Regions from separate parts of the Homo sapiens genome. Here regions 1 and 3 are each linked to region 2. Evidence: chromatin contacts called from ENCODE Hi-C data. All regions are on one chromosome and are shown on one strand. Each heading gives the region's core, a stretch centred on a gene start or an enhancer-like site at or near the end of the contact. The rest is flanking DNA. Distances are from core to core; before and after follow the strand shown.

Region 1 (3,125 bases), core at 293-2,792, 6.1 Mb after region 2:
ATCAAGCAATGTCTGAAAATTTTCTGAATGGATAACTGCAGAAGTAGTATCCATGGGCTCTTCAGTACCATTTCCATTAACATGTTCTGTAGCCATGTTTCCAGAGATCTGTTCAAACGCAATAAGCAAAATTAAACTAGGATCTTCAAAAAGAATACAAGACAATATGAGAGCCCCATCTTTACTTTCTCTACCATTTACTACACCAGCTAGCCTATACCTCCCTTTAAAAAAGCCTTACAGTCACTATCGCCTGACAAGCCAGATTTGGAGCACAGGGCACAGAAGGACCGATTCACCATATTCTTCCTCAGCACCACCCCTGACTCACCTGCTAACACTCCCTAGGAAAAACCATATTACAAATAGAGCCCAATCAGCACGGGTACGAGCCAGCGTGCCACATGCAGCTGTGCCCGTTCGGAAAATGAGGTGTGTGTGGAGAAAGCAAAACTGGGCTCCTCTCTCTCAAAGATAAACCCCCAAAGTGCGCGCTTTTCCCGCCTGCCGCTTATAGATCGGTAACAACAGCCAGCGAAGAACAAAGCGCTCATACAAGCCACCTTCCCACCACCCAATTTCTCCACCCTTTAACCCCGCACCCCAAAGCCCGCCCCTGACTCCGCACCCAGAGCGGCAGTCTCACCACTGCGGCCGCCAGGAGCCCATTAGAAACACGTGCTCTGCGCCTTCCAATGTCCTACAACTTCCTTCAACGGCAACCCAACGAATCCCAAACCAAGACGACCATCACTGGTTCCCAACATCAACCCGAAGCCGCGGTCGGAGCCCCCAGAAAGCTGCAGCAGCACAATCTCTCCCCTGAACACCGAGGCACCGGCGGCGCCAGGCCACAGGCTCTCCCCGCCCCCCAGCGCCGCCGTCTCCGCCGTGACACATGGCTCTCCGCCCCTGGCGCTCCCCGGGCGCCGACGACCCCCGGCCGCCCGCCCGGCCGAGACGTGACCCGTGGCGCGCTGTGCAGGTCCCCACCCCTTACCCTTCCGTGCAGTGACTGCGACGCCTGCCCGGCAACCCAGCAGCGTGAGGGCGTTCAGCGGACGGCTCAACGCCCGCGGGACCGTGAGCACCGCCCAAGCTCGCCGCACGGCTGCAGGACAAGACCCACTCCTCTCCGCCCACTCCCGCGCCGCGGCGACCGCCACGACAGCACCAACTCTGAAGCCGCTCGCGGTCCGTGCGGGCCACGGGACCGTGGAGGCGCCTCCTCCCAAAGCGCCGCAGACAAAGCCCGAACCGCAGCAGCACATGGAAAGGAGGAAGTGGCGGCGCGGGCCGCGGCCTACTCCCAGGCAGCCCCAGTCAACGTGCTCTTCTCCCCATTGGAATCCATTTTCCAGAAAAGCCGGTTTCTACCCGCGCCACCCTCCCCCAGCTCACTCCACAATGTCATGGAGCTCCCCTCCCACACCCAGGTTCTGGCAGTCGTTACCTCCCCGTTGGGCTGAGGCGGAGAAATCCTGTCCGATGGTATCGGGTTGCGGGAAACGCGTGCTCGCTGCTCCCTGTGTCCGGCGCGAGTGGAGCTGTTGTAAAATGGCGGCCGAAGCTCACGCCGCTGGCAGCAAACCCGATCCAGTTCCACTCGCCTCCGAGCGCGCTCCCGGTGCGCGCGCGCGCCCCCGCGTGACCCCCCCTTCCCTTCCCTTCCCTTCCCTCCCCTCCCTCGCGCGTCCGCTTCACTCACTCCCTCAGCCCCTGCCCTCCTCCAGCTCCTCCTTCTCCCCCTACCACCACCACCACCACTAGCCTCTGTCCGCCTTCTCTCGGCCTTTCTTATTCCCGCCCCCCGCTCCTTTACCCCACTGCTCCCACTCCCCTCTGCGGTCGCTCAGGCACGAGTGGCCGCCTTTCCCCTTCTGGCTCGCACGCTCCCTCACTCCCTCCCTCGCTCGCTCGCACTCTCGGCCCGGTCCCCCAGTCCCTGCCGAGTCGGCTCCTCTCTTTCTCTCTCCCGCGCTGACGTGACAACGTAGCCTACGCCTCGGGACGCGCGCCCGCGGGCTCCGCCCCCACGCCGCGCCGCCTTCCCCGCTCCTCACCCCTTGGGTTGGGGGTGGGGGAGGCACAAGACCCCGCCCTTCCGCTCCGACGGTGGCGGCCGAGGGGCCGAGACTGAATGAAAGGCCCGCCCCTTCCCCTCCCGACACTCCCCCTCCCTCTCCCCTCCAGGCGGGGCGGGCCGGCTCAGCGTGTCCCACTCGTTTTCCTTTGTCAGGAGACTGGCATCTCCCCACCCCGCCCCACCCCACCCCCTCCCCGCGACACCATGCGCACGCCACCCCCACCGAGCTCCCGCCCGCCCCATCCCTGCCCGGTCCGGGGCTGGCGGGGCAGAGTGCTGTGGGCGCTGAGTGCGACTGCCGCTTCCCGGAGGGCACCCACCGGTCTGTGCGCGCCCGGCCCCCGCCCCCGGCTCCGCGGCCGCGTAGCCGTTCCAGGCGGTGTCCACGCCGCTGCCACCGCCCCGCGCTCTCCTCCTCGGGAAGCTGCAGGCGCACGTGTCCCCCGGGGCGGGGCGAGGCAGACAATGGGGCCAAGGGGGAGGGGAGCGGCGCGGAGACCCGCGGACCTTTGGTCCGCCGGACTGGCGGTACTCGAGTGCGAGAGTCGCCCTTGGAGACTCGATCTCCCCAACTGGACAGTGGGCCCTCCTCGCAGCCGCGCGGCTCCGCTTTCACGGGAACCTTCGGCGAAGGGAGGGGCGCCCCAGGCTTGGACGCGGAAACCCCGGCTGCTTTTGAAGGGGGAACGGGGCTGGCTCCAGTGGAGCGAGGAGCGGCTCCTGCCTTGGGATGACACGAAGGCCAGATTTGGAAGCGAAACCGCCCGGTGGTGAAGGGTTGTGCAATACTCCGTTTCAGTCCCTGGCCTTTTAAGCAGTTAAGGGCTTCCTCCTGGCACAGTTTGAGCAACTTGAAACAGCACAAAGCTGCGTGGTTAGAACAACTTTGAGAAAAATGTCTGTGTTTCTTTTAAAAAAAACCTTGGCAACTAAATCTTCTGTGAAATGACGTTTCCTTTATAATCGTTTACTAGGTACAAGAAAGACAAGACAAAGGCATTTGAATTACAGACGCGATATGGATACTAATTTTATCCAG
Region 2 (3,125 bases), core at 393-2,892:
CAGCCAAGAACACAGAGTAAAAAATAGAAGACGGAAGACTGAAGACTGGATTATTGGGAAAAACAATAATGAAATATGGTGGGCCGAGGAAGAAGATCCCACAAAGGAGTTGAAGAATGACAGGCAGATGAAGAACCCAAGAGAAGGGTAGCATCTTTATTTAATGGGCTTCCATTGTGTCCTACAGAATTATAGTTCCACAATATGTGTAACGGAAGAGATGTGACTCACAAAAGAAGAAAAATCTCTTTTCCAAAGTCACAAACTACTTTTTGATATTTAAAATGATACTTTGTCAACTTAGAGAATCAAAACAAACTATTATTTCCTATAACTTATTTGGATAAACATACTAGCTAACATGGGAAATCACAAAGTGAAATATTTAAAATGGTAATATAGAATTTAAATGTGGAACAACTGGAAAAAAACATAGATTAAAATAACCATGCAAAAGAAAGAGGGAATGAGTAAAGAACTGGAAACATCGGTTTTACCATTCTAAAACACATATAGCCACTCCCTCTGCCAAAAACTAAATGATGACTTCTGATTGCAAAGATATCTCTAATGCAAGTTCTTAACGTGAAGATAAAGGAGGGGAATAAATATGTATGTGCCCAAGTATACTTTCCAAAGAACAAAGTGAACAAAAAAGGGGTTTATATCAGATGAACTGGACCAGGGCTCTTCACTGTTAAACACTATCCCACGGTCTATCTAACGTAAACATCACGTATCTGAGTACCGACTCCAACTCGAGTATGCCAAAAAGGCACTTTCTTTTTTCTTTTATTTCTAACCATCTTTACTCCTCTCATCCCATCCCTGAAGGATGTATAGAAGTATCACAGCCTGGACAAGTACGGCTTTCCACTCTAACCACAGTTTTAATAATAACACATCTATTATTATCCGAGAGCTACCAAAGCCTCCTTTTCCGTCTTGGCCCTTGGCCCTGCCCCTCCTCTCTAGTCTTGAGTCTCCACGGGCCTCCGGGGTTTTTGTTTTGTTTGTTTTAATAACAACCACTTCTCTAGATCCGCTTGCTCCCTTTCTTCTCTTCTCGGTCCCAGGAAGTAAATACCCTTTCCCAGCTCCTCTCCTCCTAACTTCCCAGTCCCCCCAGTGCCGGTCAACCTCCCTTCCTCGGGACCCTCTCAGAAGCCGAGCTCTTTACTCATTTTCCTAGGTCTTCCTTCTCCTCGCGGTCCCTACATCCTCCCCCATCCCTAATCCCTTCATCTTCCCTGCTTTAAGAACCACCCGCAGGCCCCCATCCACGAACGCCCCTTCACTAGCTACCAGACGCTTCAACCCAGCCTCACCTCGCACCTCCACCTCCCCCGCCGTCTCCACGCCCACTTCAAAGCCCACCTCCAACCCGCAGGCTCTTCAGCAGAGCCGATGCGGCGTCCCGCCTCCTTGCCTTCCCTCTTAGGACCAAACTCCCAGCTGGGGCCTCGGCGTCTGACCGCCAAAGAGCGGGTGCCTGGTTCCTGCGGAGGCTGCCGGGCGGGTGCCGAGGTTGCCGAGATGCGGGAGGTTTGAACACAAGGATGGGACAGAGGCGAGGATCGGGGCTCCTGGGTGGCAGCGGCGGTAACCTGGGCTCCAGGGTAACGGAGGCGGAGGCCTAGACTGCACTACGAAGAGACCGCAGCCAATCATGATGACTCTACCCGAGCTCCCATTGGCTTCTGTCTCCAGACGGCCCTTTTTATTGGCTTCAGTGGAACTGGAAGGCGGGACGGCGAGTGCGGGAGAAGGTCTCCATTGGCCGACCGCTCTAGCTGTAGCGGAGACCCCCAAGTAGGGAAATTGGGGCAAAACGCGGAGCGCTCCAGGCTCCTACGGGCTGTGCGGTGCCAGGGCTCGACTGCTGAGCGTCGTGGGCTCCGAGAGGGACGCGGGCGGAGGGCAAAGTGGGTTCATGATATGAATTGTAAAATTGGCGACTGCGTAATGTAAAACACTTAACAATTGCTTAGATTTCCTTTGGGAAATAACTTGCTTTTAAATTGTAAACAAATTACAAACAAACTGCTAGTGCTTCTGGATCTTCTTACCGAAATGGCTGATTCAGGAGGATGCGGGGTGAGTGCACTATTGTTCCTGCCTCGAGATCCTGGCTGTGAATCACCAACGAGCCGTGAGTTTGGCTTGAAAGTGATTTTTAGGTTTTGGAACGGGTTTGGGGTGGAATGGCATCTGAAATATTTGCACACAAGTTTTTTTTTTTTTTTTTTTTTTTTTTTTTTTTTTTTAAGGAACGTTTTGAGGAGCATGTCAGCCTATTGAGCGCTGATGTGTGACATATTTTCTCTTTTAGAAATGGCATTAATTGCGGGAGACAGGGAAGGTAAAAAAAAATCCTCTTTCGTGAGGGCTTTAAACTGCTCCGAGCCATCTGATTATCAAGGTGGTTTAACACTACTCTGGTGTTCTCACTATTGTTAATTTCTCACTGGCCTTTTTACCACCATTCTGTAGAGAATCTAATATTTGAAGGCAAATGCGTTTAATGAATCTTCTAACCATGAAGATTGGTAATTCCTGCTTCTCGCTCAACCTCGTTTTTCCACCTTTGCACTGTTTCAAAGCTTTCATTTTATCCTGTCAATACATTTTACTTCAAGTTACAGACTAACCCACCCAAACAATATTGTGATTAAATGTAATTTTCTGTATGCGAAATACATCTGTACAAGATGGCAGTCATCTGTTAGTGAAAATAAGATGAGTAATCCCTAAATTGCACGGAATTACTTTTCATCAATTCTTTAATCTGTCTCTGCTGACACTGTTAAAATAGCTCACTCGTTATTATGGACTCTGTTAGAATTAACATGTAAATGTATGGGTGGATTACTTATAAAGGAAGTTGCTAGGAAGAATCAGAAAACATACCGTATTTACGTGGACAAATGTCTGTCACAGGAGCGTCAGATCAGGATTGCTGAAGGAGAGCTGAGAATGAAACCACCATTTATTCAGCACTCAGAATGCTCCAGGCAGTGTAATCTCATTCCATCTTCATTCATGACTCCAGACAGGTATTGTTATTCATTGTTTATACTTGAGAAAGCAGATTCAGAGAAGTTAAAGTATCTACCACAAGGTAC
Region 3 (2,737 bases), core at 45-2,544, 6.1 Mb after region 2:
TTTGGAACTTCCAAGACAATCTGGCCTCTATCAATGGGCAGACAGCGACCCTCACTGTTGGCAGAAAAAAAAAAAACCCAGGATTTTATAACACAACTGTTATAAAATCACGGCAACAAAATTTACTCCACCTCTGAATTACTGGTCTTAATCTCAGAAGCCGAATCCGTACTTATTTTTCTTCAGGTTATCAGCTTCGGGATAGGTTTCATCATTGATTAGACCAATCAGACCTTGTATATGTACACATAATACATTAAACTGCACTTCTGTGACACTGACTACAAACCAAGGTAATGCTAAAAGGCAAGTATTATAGTACAAATACTACAGAACTTTTAAGCCATACAACCTACTTCAAAATGAAGCTGCTAGTCAGTCACATTCGACATTCATTATCTTCACTGGCTACTCGTCCACACTCAGAACGCTGTTCACTGACAAAAAAAATTTGATTTAGTCTAGGTGTGGATTAAATGCTATGCTCAATCATAAAGTACTAAAACAACACATACCTGTTAAAAGTGTCAGGTTTTAACCAAGCGATTTTCCATTAAATATTCTCCCAGATGTTCTGGAAGTTTTTTCGTGTATCTAACAAAAAAAAGTAAATTTCAAACGATGCAACAGTTCCTATTCCTGTAAATCAACAGGTTTACTCCTTTAGTTTGGAAACTAAGCTTAACTAAGCTCTTACCTTTGCATCTTCAGAGCTGCTCCACTGTGCCACTGAAGACAGCGCCATTGTTCCTGCGGGAAATCGGTATTTAAGCATTCTCGCAGAAATGTCACACTCCAAGGCGTTTTTCCACACAAAACCCTTCCCCTTCATTAATCCGAATTGCACACAACGCCGCCTTCGAACAGCTCAGTTTCAATACAGGGTCGAGGCTTCCCATTTTAAAACAACGCCGACGGAAGGCCTTCGCCATTTTAGTAAAGGCCCTTTGCTGTTAAAACTAACCCTCCGCCCCAATTAAGGTGGTTTTTCCGCCGCCGCTCAGGCACATGCCGGAGGCCAGCAAGTTCGGCGCCCGTGGCCGATCAGCGGTTCCTCACGCCAAAACTCGGAGCCTGTGGCCGTCACGACTCAACCTCAGTACATGTGGCAGTCCGGCCGCACGTTTCCCACGTGCAAGCTTTCAACTCTCAGCACTCTAAACTCTTCACTAAGATGTCTTCACAGGATTAAAGCTCTTAACTCGGCCTGCGCCACCATCTTTTGCTCGGATACTAGCCCGCAATACCCACTCACCTACCACCCGCCCAGACGCTCGCGAAGGCCGACGTAAAAGACCGAAGTGCGCAGCCAGTAGCTCCTTATATAGCCTCCCGGAGTCAGAACGAGGCCGTCCCGCCCTCTCGCACCTATTGGACATGGAAGTAGACAGGGGTGTGGTCGCGAATTAGCGGGAGCGCGCGCGGTGGCTCTTCTGAGGCCCGTTCCGCGTTGTGGAGCGCGCCGCAGGCCGGCCGCGCGCCCGGCCATTTCCCGGCGCGCGCCCGCAGGCGCACTGCGAAGCGTCTCTTACGAGTCTGGCGGCCGACTTGGCCCTACGTGGCGCGGGTGTGGCGCCAGAATTCAAACAGCTGCAGTTGGAAACGACGCTTTCGCCTGCCACGAGCCAAGTCCGTCCAGGACAGATTGGGTCCGAGAGTGGACACAAGTTTTGCAGCGCAGGGCGGCCTCAGCTTAGGACCGATTCGAGAAGCTGGGCTGGCTGGCTGGCTGGCGCTGGGCTGTAGTGGGCCCCCAGCGGAGGCCGCCGGAGGAGCGGGCGAGCCCTGGCCGCAGCACTCCGGGAAAGGGCAGTTGGCTGGCAGAAACGCTTGGGTGAAAAAGCGGAAAGCGCCACGTGAGAACAGCCCCGGCGTGCGGCCCTGCAGGGCCTCAGGGCGGGCATCAAGGCCCCATGGGGATCCATTCCTCCTCACGCTTCCTCGTGCCAGGCATCCGGTTACACTAAACGTGACCATACAAGTCTCCCTCAAACAGCGAACGTGAGGTTCAATACTCCATTTCGCAGAGGAGAAAACTGAGGCTTAAAACAGCCAGGTAATTTGCCTAAGGTCACACAGCTGAAATGCTTTGCTAATTTTTAACTTCTTTGTACTCAATTAGTTATATTGAAAACGAGAGAAAGATTAATTTGAGAAGTATCCCTGAATACTTTATCCAGACGACAAACACAAAATTCAAAAGCAGTGCTTTGATTAATTAGCATGTTCGAGTGAATATGTCTGCGTGTGTGTGTGTGCACACGACATTTGAACATTTCAGTATTTGAAAATTCAGGTCGTTCTTCACTTCTATATTTCAAAGCACTACTTATTAAAGTTGTTTATGTGTGCATTTGATTACGGTCCGATTCTGCTAGAGTGTGGGAGCAACACATCTGATTTCGTGCTCTGCTGTTTATTTTTTCTTAGAACAGTGCCTAGCATTAAGTAGGTTGTCGGTAATGGTTAAATGAATGAATGAATGAACAAATACATTCGGTGGCTTTTTAGAAAATTAGAATGAAGATCAAACTTCACATTCAAAGATAGTAGTGAAAAGCACTTTTCTCTAACAGGAACCTATATGATGAAGTATTGACTGGGCCGGGCATTTTGTCGGTTTTTGTATTACTTTGTAATGTCTTACATAAATTTGCATATTGCTCATAGTAAATAGTAAAACAAACAATACAGTACAAAAGGATATAAGAAGCAAAGTAGGCCGGGTGTGGTGGCT

The links. Hi-C counts contacts between places; a loop is a spot of excess contacts on that map. Pooled maps may share reads with other maps.
Region 1: a loop to region 2 is called in a pooled map, with 15 times the contacts of the local background. The contact joins the promoter of SYNCRIP here to the promoter of LCA5 in region 2. A Hi-C loop is called at or near these places in 6 of 50 pooled maps.
Region 3: a map of naive thymus-derived CD4-positive, alpha-beta T cell shows a loop between it and region 2 (16-fold over the local background). The contact joins the promoter of SNHG5 here to the promoter of LCA5 in region 2. A Hi-C loop is called at or near these places in 1 of 168 maps with a recorded cell type or tissue (naive thymus-derived CD4-positive, alpha-beta T cell), 1 of 37 single-sample maps with no recorded cell type and 10 of 50 pooled maps.

What each region holds. Positions count from the first base shown.
Region 1 is chr6:85,641,344-85,644,468 of GRCh38, forward strand. It overlaps SYNCRIP (synaptotagmin binding cytoplasmic RNA interacting protein), which reads right to left and starts at 1,543. Exons shown (of 11, transcript NM_006372.5): 1 at 1,454-1,543; 2 at 1-108. The coding sequence starts at 96. RefSeq lists silencers at 593-642, 863-1,012, 1,603-2,622.
Region 2 is chr6:79,535,788-79,538,912 of GRCh38, forward strand. It overlaps LCA5 (lebercilin LCA5), which reads right to left and starts at 1,643. Exons shown (of 8, transcript NM_001122769.3): 1 at 1,378-1,643. It also overlaps a transcript of SH3BGRL2 not described here. RefSeq lists enhancers at 1,539-2,112, 2,107-2,156, 2,687-3,125.
Region 3 is chr6:85,677,439-85,680,175 of GRCh38, forward strand. SNHG5 (small nucleolar RNA host gene 5) reads right to left here and starts at 1,295. Exons shown (of 6, transcript NR_003038.2): 1 at 1,256-1,295; 2 at 698-750; 3 at 516-594; 4 at 357-437; 5 at 1-54. SNORD50B (small nucleolar RNA, C/D box 50B) reads right to left here and starts at 221; the gene lies at 151-221. RefSeq lists enhancers at 876-935, 1,106-1,265.